Linked DNA regions of Homo sapiens: region 2 is linked to region 1. Evidence: read pairs that join two places in POLR2A ChIA-PET (ENCODE). Cell type or tissue: MCF 10A. All regions are shown on one strand. Each heading gives the region's core, and the rest is flanking DNA. Links, peaks and the distances in the headings are about the cores only.

The links. ChIA-PET counts read pairs that join two places held together with the same protein. Peaks named below come from ENCODE experiments on the same cell type or tissue, not always from the same donor. Only the 100,000 strongest peaks of a DNase experiment are listed, where the experiment ranks them.
Region 2: POLR2A ChIA-PET joins it to region 1 with 5 read pairs; 1 of 35 experiments calls an interaction of 5 or more read pairs at or near these places.

What each region holds. Positions count from the first base shown.
Region 1 is chrX:10,080,802-10,086,179 of GRCh38, forward strand. All of the region lies in intron 6 of WWC3 (WWC family member 3), which reads left to right. Among named protein-coding and RNA genes, the nearest start is that of WWC3, 68 kb to the left of the region's middle. RefSeq lists an enhancer at 2,085-2,585. In MCF 10A, for the core only: no CTCF peak of the experiment used is centred there; a DNase peak (open chromatin) is centred at 2,580.
Region 2 is chrX:9,310,428-9,315,805 of GRCh38, forward strand. No RefSeq gene overlaps it. Among named protein-coding and RNA genes, the nearest start is that of TBL1X, 150 kb to the right of the region's middle. In MCF 10A, for the core only: a CTCF peak has its summit at 2,960 (motif pointing left); a DNase peak (open chromatin) is centred at 2,954.

The sequences.
Region 1 (5,378 bases), core at 100-5,099:
GGAAAGCTCCTTTGGACATTCCAGTCTGTAGGTCTTCCTCCTGTTCTCATTTTTACAATAAGAACGTTATCCCTACTAAGAGATTGGGGATGAATTGTTTACAATTAGTGAGCTGTATCGAGTCTGCAGGTTTCATGAACTAAAGGTGGTGTTTGAGAAATGGTGCTGGTGTGGGTCTGAAGGTTTGCTGAGCCGTTCTCTCCATTCACTGGCTTTCCTTGCTGAACTTGCGCATGTGCCGCACGCCTTCTGCACCTACTTTTCTCATCTGCAAATGGTGATTGTTTTAGGCAGCTCGGGCTGCTATGACAAATACCATAGACTGGGTGACTTGAATAGCAGATATTTGTTTCTCACAGTTCTGGAGGCTGGAGGTCCAATATTTGGTTCCTGGTGAGGGCCCGATTCCTGATATGCAGATGACCATCTTGTCGCAGTTTCCTCTCATGGCTAAGAGAGCAAAAACTCTGTTCTCTCTTCCTTTTCCTAATCCCATCATGGGGTCCCACCCTGTGACCTCATCTAACCCTAATCACCTCCCAAAGGCCCCACCTTCAAATGCCATCACATTAGAGGGTAAGGCTGCAACATAAGAATTTGGAGGACACACAAACACACAGTCCATAACAGCAATCACTGTGCTCAGTTATACTGAGGACAGCACCAGCACCTGGTACATGCCCAGCCCGAAACAATTAGTCCAACTCTGTGTGGTTACTGTTACTGACGCAGGTGGGCACCATGTTGCCGTCTTTCATCCTGCATGCAGATGCATGAGGTGACACACGTGACTGCAGCACTGCTCTTTATGGGGAGGTAATAAAGGAATGTGAGGTACAGATGTAATTATCTACCATTACCCAGCTATGTGTTTGTGTGCATTTTGGATCTACAGTCAGAGCTTCCTTTTATTAACCCTAGTTAGTATTAGCACAGCTTCTTCTTTAGCTTTTTTTTTTTTTTTTTTTAAGACAGAGTCTTGCTCTCGTCGCCCAGGCTGGAGTGCAGTGGTGTGATCTTGGCTCACTGCAACCTCCCCCTCCCAGGTTCAAGTGATTCTCGTGCCTCAGTCTCCCCAGTAACTGGGATTACAGGTGCCCGCCACCACGCCTGGCTAATTTTTGTATTTTAGTAGAGATGGGGTTTTGCCACATTTGCCAGGCTGGTTTCCAACTCCTGACCTCAGGCGATCTGCCCGCCTCGGCCTCCCAGAGTGCTGGGATTACAGGCATGAGCCACCGTTCCCGGCCTCTTCTTTAGTTTTGTCTTAAGCAAATCAAGCTTCTTTTCCAACTAACCGGCTGCTGGTTTTGTCATTCATGCGGTGCATAGGCCAGAGTGCTTTCCAAATGCACCGACGTGTGTTTTGTCCTTTTAGCCCCCCACTCCAGCCAGCCTCCAGATACTCCAACACCTCCTCAGATGCGACTGTGTGTGCTGTGGCAGTGTCATCCTGTGTCACTTTGGCTAAGGTGGTGGATAAAGAATAAGCAGAAACAAATCATTTGATTTGTGACAGGTCACCAAAAGTTATTAGGACTACCTAGTTGGATTTGAGGTGAATTTTCTACCTTCATTAGGCCACACTGTAGCTGTCTCTCATTGTGATACAGTGTCTCTGGACAATATGTAGTTGTTTGTTTTTTTTTGGTTTTTTTTTGAGATGGGGAGTCTTTGTCACCCAGGCTGGAGTGCAGTGGTGCAATCTTGGCTCGCTGTAACCTCCATTTCCTGGGTTCAAGCAGTTCTCCTGTCTTAGCCTCCCAAGTAGCTGGGATTACAGGCACACGCCACCATGCCCAGCTAATTTTTATATTTTTAGTAGAGACCGGGTTTCACCATGTTGGTCAGGCTGGTCTCGAACTCCTGACCTCAGGTGATCCGCCTGCCTCAGCCTCCCAAAGTGCTGGGATTACAGGCATGAGCCACCACGCCCGGCCCAGTAGGTGGTTTTAATGTTAGTCATTGTGTGTGCCGGAGGTTGCAGTTAATGTCATTCTCATTTGCAGCTCTGAGGAAGGTGACTGGGGTTCAGGAAGAGTCTGAGTTTGCTCAGGATCCCTGAGCATCAGCAGGGAGCCACGTCTGGCACTTCCCTCATGGCCATGGTTTCTGTAGTGGGTTGCTGGGCTCAGCGCCCGTTGCTTTGCCTTGGCTCCATCGTTCTGGTGAACTCCATTTCCTTATTTGAAGACAAAGGCCATATAGCAGTGTCAGCTGTAGATGGACTGATTTAGAAACTGAAACGTACTGCTGACTGAGAAAACCCCCTTCTCCTTAGCATGGCTAGGATGTGAATTCATCTTTTGTAGTTGCAGTGGTTTCAAGAATAGGAAAAGGCAGCCTCTGTTTCCCTAGGGGCATTAGACAGAGAAGCAGGAGCCAGAATAACGAGAATTTTAACTTAACACCTGCGGCCAAAACGGAGCGCAAGTTGTGCTCCTGGAAGAGAGGCGGGCCAGTGCTGTTTGGATTGTCTTTCTGCTTTCATTATCAAGATCCCACGCTTGGGAACAGCAATTGTAAACTTGCCACTTGCCAAGGGGAGGCTCCTCCTGTCTGCCTGAGCTCATGAGAATACCCGCCCTCCCCCTGGAGGCCAAGGAGTGGCCTGGGGAAGGCTCTGGACCTGGCCTTGGTCCTGAGGGGCCCACCCCACCTCATGCCTGACCAGGGGCAAGTTAGCTTTCAGGAGGGAGCTGCCCAGAGCTGTTGTTTAATGGGCACGTTGCCTTGGCTCTGTCTGACGCTGCGTTGTTACTGTGCATGTTTACTTTATTCTGGGACAGACACAGCCTCACAGGAAGAAGAGAAAACCCAGGCACCCGTGCCACTCTTAAAATATTTTTGTAAGTGGAAGATAATCTGGTAGCCTTTCTCTGAGTTCCACAGCTTATGAGATGAAAACAGCCTCATTATTTTTCTGGTATTGAACATTGGGTGTTTAGGTTTGGATTGAATCATGCAAATGTATATTTTTTTAATTGAGAAATTTTAGAAGGCCTTTTCAAGCATTGAAAATGTGATTACCCCATCTCTACTGGGAAATCCTGACTATACGTACAGATAGCAGGTGAGCTGTTATACCTAAACATGAAGCATCTCTGATTTTATCACCAACATTGCTTAAGGCAGTGGCCTGAGATTTTCCTCCAGAAAATTTCCTGCTGTTCTTGCTTCCCAGAATATCCAGTGTATTCTTTTCCAGAGCACCTCACTAGGAGTTTGGCTGCTTATAACATTTTAAGCTTGCCTTGTTTATCTTGGTGAATTTCCTGGCTAGCAAGGAAATTCATCATTACACTTGGGTCCAAGTAAGGAAAAAAGAACCTTTTGTATTTTACTTTAAATCTATATATGTTGTTGATTGTTGTAGAGAGGAATTGGCCACAGATATGTTCGCTGGGTTAATGATAGAATATGTACACAGATGTGTGTTTTATGTGTATCTATGTGAAGTGTACACATGTAAGCTTTTAATGATGGAAAATATCAAACACAAAAGCAGAGAGAATAGTATACTGAAACCTTCCTGTACCCCTCACCCCATTTAACCTGCACAATTGCCAATCTTGTTTCGGTGGTGACCCCACCCCATCTGCTAAGCTCTCACGGCCTTATTGAAGCAAATGCCAGAATCCCATTTAATCCATAAATATGTCTCCTAAAGTTATGGACTCCTTTTGAAAATAACTCTAATCCCTGTACCCCATTTACTAGGCATCTTGTGTCCAGTGAGCTCTTGCATTTCTTCAGGTGTTTGGGTCCAGTTTGGGCCACAGAGTGCCTTTGGTTGATGTGTCTCTTACGTCTTTTCTTTTCTACTCTCCCTCCTTTTTTTCCCCTGACAGCTTATTTGTTGGAGAAAGTAATTTGGTTGTCCTATAGAATTTCCCTAATGTTGGGTTTTGCTGCTGAAATTCACATGATGTCATTGAACGTGTTCCTCTGTCTCTTGTTATTTATGCAAATGGGCGTAATAGTTTGAGAGGCTTGATCTGATTCAAGTTGGATTTCTTTTCTTTTTTTAGTAAGAATGTTTTTAGGTGGTGGTGTTACTTCCATCAGGAGGCACCACTCTGTGCTTGTTTCTTTTTGCGGTGTGAAGATGATCAGTAGGTTCTGGCCTTGTTAGCCCAATGCTTTGATTTATATTAATAACATTTCTTGTCAGCTTTTTACCTAAGTTATGGATGTGTATCTTCCAGGATAAGTTCCTGAAAGCGGGCTTGGTAGGTTAAAGGGTGAATGTATTTGTTGTATTATAGGTTGTATTTCTTATCTGAAATGCTTAGGACCAGAAGTGTTTTGAATTTCAGTTTTTTTTTTTTTTTTTTTTTTTTTTTTTTTTTTTTTGGTTTGGAATATTTGCATTATACTTACTGGTTCAATATCCCTCATCCAAAAATCTGAAACCTGAAATGCTTCACTGGTCATTTTCTTTGGGTGTCATGTCAATGCTTAAAAAGTTTCAGATTTTGAAGCACTTTGGATTTCAGATTTTCAGATTAGGGATACTCAGCTTGTATTAGATATGGCCAAATTCCTTTGCTGAGGGGTTGCACCATTTTGCCTTCCTACCACTAACATATGAGTGTTCTCGTTTCCTGTGACTTTGCCAACAGGATGTGTTGATAAGCATTTGCATTTTTGCCAGTCTCATAGGTGAGAGATAGTATCTCAGTGTAGTTTCAATTTGCATTTTTCTTGAGGCCTTTTATAAAAGTCTTCAGAAAATAGGAGCACCATTTACAATGACTAATTAAAGTTTAGAGAAAAATTGAGCTTTTCCAGTGAAAGGTCCCCTGGACTCTGTTGCCCTAAAGTTTCTGAAACGTTTTGGAAAAATTACCTTACTGTAACTTACTACTAGTGTCCAGAGGCAAAGGGAAGACTCAGGACCAGGACACGTGCAATGTTTCCCAACTGGGTGATGTGCGTGAACGGACCAAGTGCACCAACAGATGTGGGCAAATTCCCCTCTCCAGCTCCTGCCTGGAGCTCTAGAATGTACCTTGTGTTAGATTTTTTTTTTTTTTTTTTTTTTTTGAGATGGAGTCTCACTCTGTGGCCCAGGCTGGAGTGCAGTGGCACGATCTTGGCTCACTGCAACCTCTGCCTCCCGGGTTCAAGCGATTCTCATGCCTCAGCCTCCTGAGTAGCTAGGACTACAGGTGCACACCACCATGCCCAGCTAATTTTTATATTTTTTTAGTAGAGACGGGGTTTCACCATGTTGCCCAGGCTGGTCTCGAACTTCTGGACTCAAGCCATCTGCCCGTCTCGGCCTCCCACAGTGCTGAGATTACAGGCGTGAGCCACTGCACCCGGCCCCTTATGTTAGATTCTGAGTGGTCCTGCAGCTGGGAAGCTCATTT
Region 2 (5,378 bases), core at 124-5,123, 770 kb before region 1:
GGGCTGTATTTAGTGACTTGCTTCCAACAAATAGAATAAGGGTGAAATAAAGGTATGAAACTTCCAAGACTAAGTCATAGAAGGCACTGTGTCTTCCATCTGGCTCTCTCTTTGATCACTCACTCTGAGGGAAGCTAGCCGCCACGTTGTGAGGACACTCAAGCAGCCCATTGGACAGGTCCACTTGCTGCGAATGAGAATGACAATCAAAAGCCAAAGAAGAATTGATGCCTCCTACCAAAAGCCATGTGGGTGAGCCATCTTGGAAGCAGATCCTCCAGCCCCAATTAAGGCTTTAGCTGACTTCAGCCAGGGCTGAAGTCTTAACTGCAATCTCATGAGAGATCCTGAGTCATAACCACCCAAGTAAGTTGCTCCCAAATTCCTATCCCTAGAAACTATGTGATAATAAACAGTTGTTGTAAACTGCAAGGGAGTGACTTGTCACATGGCAATAGGTAATAAATATGCCAGGAATTAAATCCAAAGGTCTCAACCCAAAAGCCTGTGCTTTTTCATTTAACAACACTACCTTTTCCATGACGTCTTGTGTAAAATCAAAATATTTTGACCATCTCAACTTACATTTCCCTAACTGTCAGTTCAATTTTTGCCAATTATGTCACCTTATTCTGTGCCTAATTATAGGACTTCTTGCATTTTTGAAACACTAATCTCCCCTTCTGAATAATAACGGTCATGAGAACAGGGGATAGAGCAGTTTTGGTCATCATAGCATCCCCAGGATCAAATTTACTGCTCAGTAAGTAATAAGCACTGGGTGTATATTTTTGGATGAATGAATGAATGATGGCCAAAATACATATGACACAACTAGTCTACCACAGGGCTTTGTTCTCATTTTTATGCTGACACAAAAGGGAATAAATTCTATATCTAAGAAGAAACTAGGGAATATCTTGGAGTTGTGACTTTGATTGATCTGAGCTTCCCAGAAGACATTTGTTTTATTCAGAAAATACTTTGAAGGGCAAGAAGTATGACTGTTTTTTCAGTAACATGCAAAAATCCCTAGGGCATGCAAAAATAAGAATAATTTCCTAAACTAAAATGTCTTGTTCGATCCTCCAAGTGTTCTTCCGCTCCCTGTTCCAGGCCCACTGGAGAGTTTCGGCAGCAGGCCCTCAGACAGGAGTGGTCTGGCCTGCTGATGACCTCATCTCACCCCAGCCCACCTCCAGCTGCAGAGAGGAGTTGTGAGCACTGGGTTAAGGCAGCATTTTTCTGGGCAAGTTACTTATGCTCACATGAGCCGTAAATCAACATGCAGTCCTAAGTTGTGATGGCTTTTCACTTGGTGGGAAATGCCTAAACACCCAGATTTTTATTTCACAGCCAGGAAAAAAATAATGTGTGAGAGAAACAAAATGCAGAAGTGCCTATCAGACATGACTGAAATAAGAATCCCAAGGAACACGAAATGTTACTACAGTGATGCAGCTTTGATCACGGACCAAACATTTTTCTAGTAACCACTAAAACAGGACACATCACATGTACATTTTTCATACAATCCACCCTCCTTCGGCGTTTCACCATCTCATCCTCTGCTGCCCACTACATTTCTGTGATGATGGAAATGTTCTCTGCTGCCTAACAGAGTAGCCACTAGCCACTTGTGGTCACTGAGCACTTAAAATGTGGCTAGCTTAACTGAGAACTGAATCTTATTAGTAATTTAATTATTAATCAATTATTAATTACTAAATTGATTTCAGTTCAATTAAATTTAAATAGCCACATGTGGCTAGAAGATATATTGTATTGGACTGAACCATTTCATACAGCGTTCTGGGCACATTCAAAACGGTTGGAGTAATTTAGATCGAAGACAGGCTGGGAATTACGACTCCTTTTGCCAAAGATGGATAGAAAGGTACTCAAAACCCCAAAATCTCAAGCTGTTTTTCAAAACAATGAGGGAACCCTATGGGTCTACTATTTTCTGGAGTTTCTTAAAATCAACACCTAATCTGAAAAGAGAGATAAGAAAGAGAGGAGACAGTACACCTAAGGTCTTCAACCCAAGTCCCATCAAGGAAAGAAGGTTCTGTGTGATCTATTACTGGGGAACCAACATACACCTTTGGGGTGAAATGGAGCTGCAATGGGAAGCAGAGGCTGCTTAGAATACAAATCAGATTCCATGGCCGGGTGCAGTGGCTCACACCTGTAATATCAACTCTTTGGGAGGCTTAAGCAGGGCAATCGCTTGGGCCCAGGAGTTTGAGACCACCTAAGCAACATAGGAAGATCCCATCTCTACAAACAAATTAAAAAATGAGCTGGGCATAGTGAAGTGTACCTATGGTCCCAATACTTTGGGAGGCTGAAGCAGCAGGATCACTTGAGCTCAAGAGGTCGAGGCTGCAGTGAGCTATGATCATGCCACTGCACTCCAGCCTGGGTGATGGATGGGAGGGAAGAAGGGAAGGAGGGAGAGAAGGAAGGAAGGGAAGGAGGGAAGGAAGGAAGGGAAGGAAAAGAAGGGAAGGAAGGAAAGGAAGGGAAGGGGAGGGAGAGAGGGAGGGAGGGAAGGAAATGAAGGAAAGAGGGAAGGAGGGAAGGAAGGAAGGGAGGGAGGGAGGGAGGGAGGGAGGGAAGGAGGGAAGGAGGGAAGGAGGGAAGGGAGGGAAAGGAGGGAAGGAAGGAAGAAAATAGGTTCCGAAGCCCTTGGAGTACCCAAGTAAATTACAAAGCTGTAAACTGCTTAGGGGTGAGTTCAAACTCTGCAAGCTGCAAGGAAGCACCCACCCGGCCCTGCCCACCTCCTGAGACCCAGCCACCTTATTTCTTTTGGCTCCCCAAGGTGGCCCTAACATGGGCTCGGGGACGCTCGGTCTCTAAACCCAGGCTGGCACTTTCTTTCCTGCTCTCTGTGTGGCTTCCTGACTATGCCCATCAAGCTCTCTGTGGAGCAACTGGAACCTCGCCCCCTGCTGGTGGGAGTGTGAACTGCTGCCACTACTTAGGGACTGTCTACTATTCCGGGGCATACACCCCACAGAAATTTGCATATATGATCACCCTAAGACATGCATTTGCATACCCATAGCAACAGACTCTTCAAAGTGTCCTAAAACGAAACATCCCAAATCCCAACAACAATAGAATGGATTAATGTGGTATATGTATACAGGGAAATACTACGAGCAATGAAACAAATGACCTGCACCTCCACGTAAGAGTGAAATATCCCACAAGCGTGATGATGAGGTAAACCAGCTAAATAGAGCATGGTTCCGTGTATAGAAAGTACACAAATGGGTACCATGCATTCACACTGCTCAGAGAGGTGGTGGGTGGTGATGGGAAGTGGATGGGGGCAGAAGGTTCCAGGGTGCTGGGAGTGTTATTTTCTTGATATGGCTGCTGGTTAGGTGTGTGTGCTCTGTTGTCAAAAGTTAGCAATGGGCAGGGTCCAGTGGCTCACGCCTGTAATCCCAGCACTTTAGGAGGTTGAAGTGGGAGGATTGTTTGAGGCCAGGAGTTCAAGACCACCCTGGGCAACACAGTAAAACCCCATCTTTACAAAAAATGAAAAAAAAAATAATAATAATTAGCCAGGTCTGGTGATGCACACCCGTAGTCCCAGCTACTTGAAAAGCTGAGGTGAAAGGATTGCTTGAGACCAGGAGGTCAACACTGCAGTGAGCCATGAGCACGTCACTGCACTCTAGCCTGGGTGACAGAGCAAGACTCTGTCTCAAAAAAAAAAAAGTTAGCAATGCATACCCTTACAATAAACACATACTTTACTTCGTAGTTTTTCTTTTAAGAATGTTCTATCCATCCTCAGAGTACAGCTGAAAACTCACCACTTCCTTGAACCATGAAACTGTCCTATAACCATCTTTCATTTTCTCTCTATTAAAAAAACATAAATTATTTCATGCACATTTGCTCTATTGTATCTGTCAGAATTTTTTTTTTTTTTTTTTTTTTTTTTTTTTTTTTTTTAGGACAGAGTCTCACTCTGTTGCCCAGACTGGAGTGCAGTGGCATGATCTCAGCTCACTGCAACCTCCACTTCCCAGGTTCAAAAGATTCTCATGCCTCAGCCTCCCAAGTAGCTGGGACTTCAGGCATGAGCCACCACGCTTGGCTAATTTTTGTTTTTTTTGTTTTTTGGTTTTTTTGTTTTTTTAAGTAGAGATGGGGTTTCACCATGATGTCCAGGCTGGTCTCGAACTCCTCACCTTAGGTGATCCACCCACCTTGGACTCCCAAAGTGCCGGGATTACAGGTGTTATCTATCAGAATTTAAACACTGCGTTTTTTGTTTTTTGTTTTTTTTTGAGACGGAGTCTCACTCTGTCGCCCAGGCTGGAGTGCAGTGGAGTGATCTCGGCTCACTGCAAGCTCCGCCTCCTGGGTTCACGCCATTCTCCTGCCTCAGCCTCCCGAGTGGCTGGAACTACAGGCGCCCGCCACCACGCCCGGCTAATTTTTTTTGTATTTTTAGTAGAGACGGGGTTTCACCATGTTAGCCAAGATGGTCTCGATCTCCTGACCTCGTGATCCACCCGCCTCGGCCTCCCAAAGTGCTGGGATTACAGGCATGAGCCACCGCGCCCGGCCAACACTGCGATTTTTAAACCTCTCTTGGTGTTGAACCAAGTATTGCTCACGAAACACATACTTCATAAACTCTTTTAAACCAACCACTGCTTTTCTATTACTAAAACTTGCTTAAATGACAAAAGACAGGTATTATCTCACAGTCTCTGTGAATTTTCAAACAGCTGAGTTCAGTTAAGCACACAGTTGCCTGCACATATAAAAAATGGAAAATATTGCAACAAAAAAGACTCTGGAATTTTCCATCCACACAGCTGTTGCTGCGTGGCATCTGTGGTGTAACCTTCACTTGATGGAACTAACTCCCACAATCCCACGCAAGAGAAATGATCCCATTCCATTACAGTCCTGTCACTATACAGGGCAAAAACATCAGAAATGATTAAGAAAAGAAGAAAAGACACCGCACTCAAAAAAATGTGATGAAAACTTTTACAGTGCACTAGATCAAGAATTTGAAAACTCGTAGTAATTCCCATTTTTGTGGGTTTCCAAATGACAGGTGACTACTTAGTAGGCCCATTCTTTTTTTTTTTTTTTTTTTTTTTCGAAACGGAGTTTCACTCTTGTTGCCCAGGCTGGAGTGCAATGGCACGATCTCGGCTCACCGCAACCTCCGCCTCCCGGTTTCAAGCCATTCTCCTGCCTCAGCCTCCCGAGTAGCTGGGATTACAGGTATGCACCACCATGCCCGGCTAATTTTGTATTTTTAGTAGATACGGGGTTTCTCCACGTTGGTCAGGCTGGTCTCAAACTCCTGACCTCAGGTGATCCAC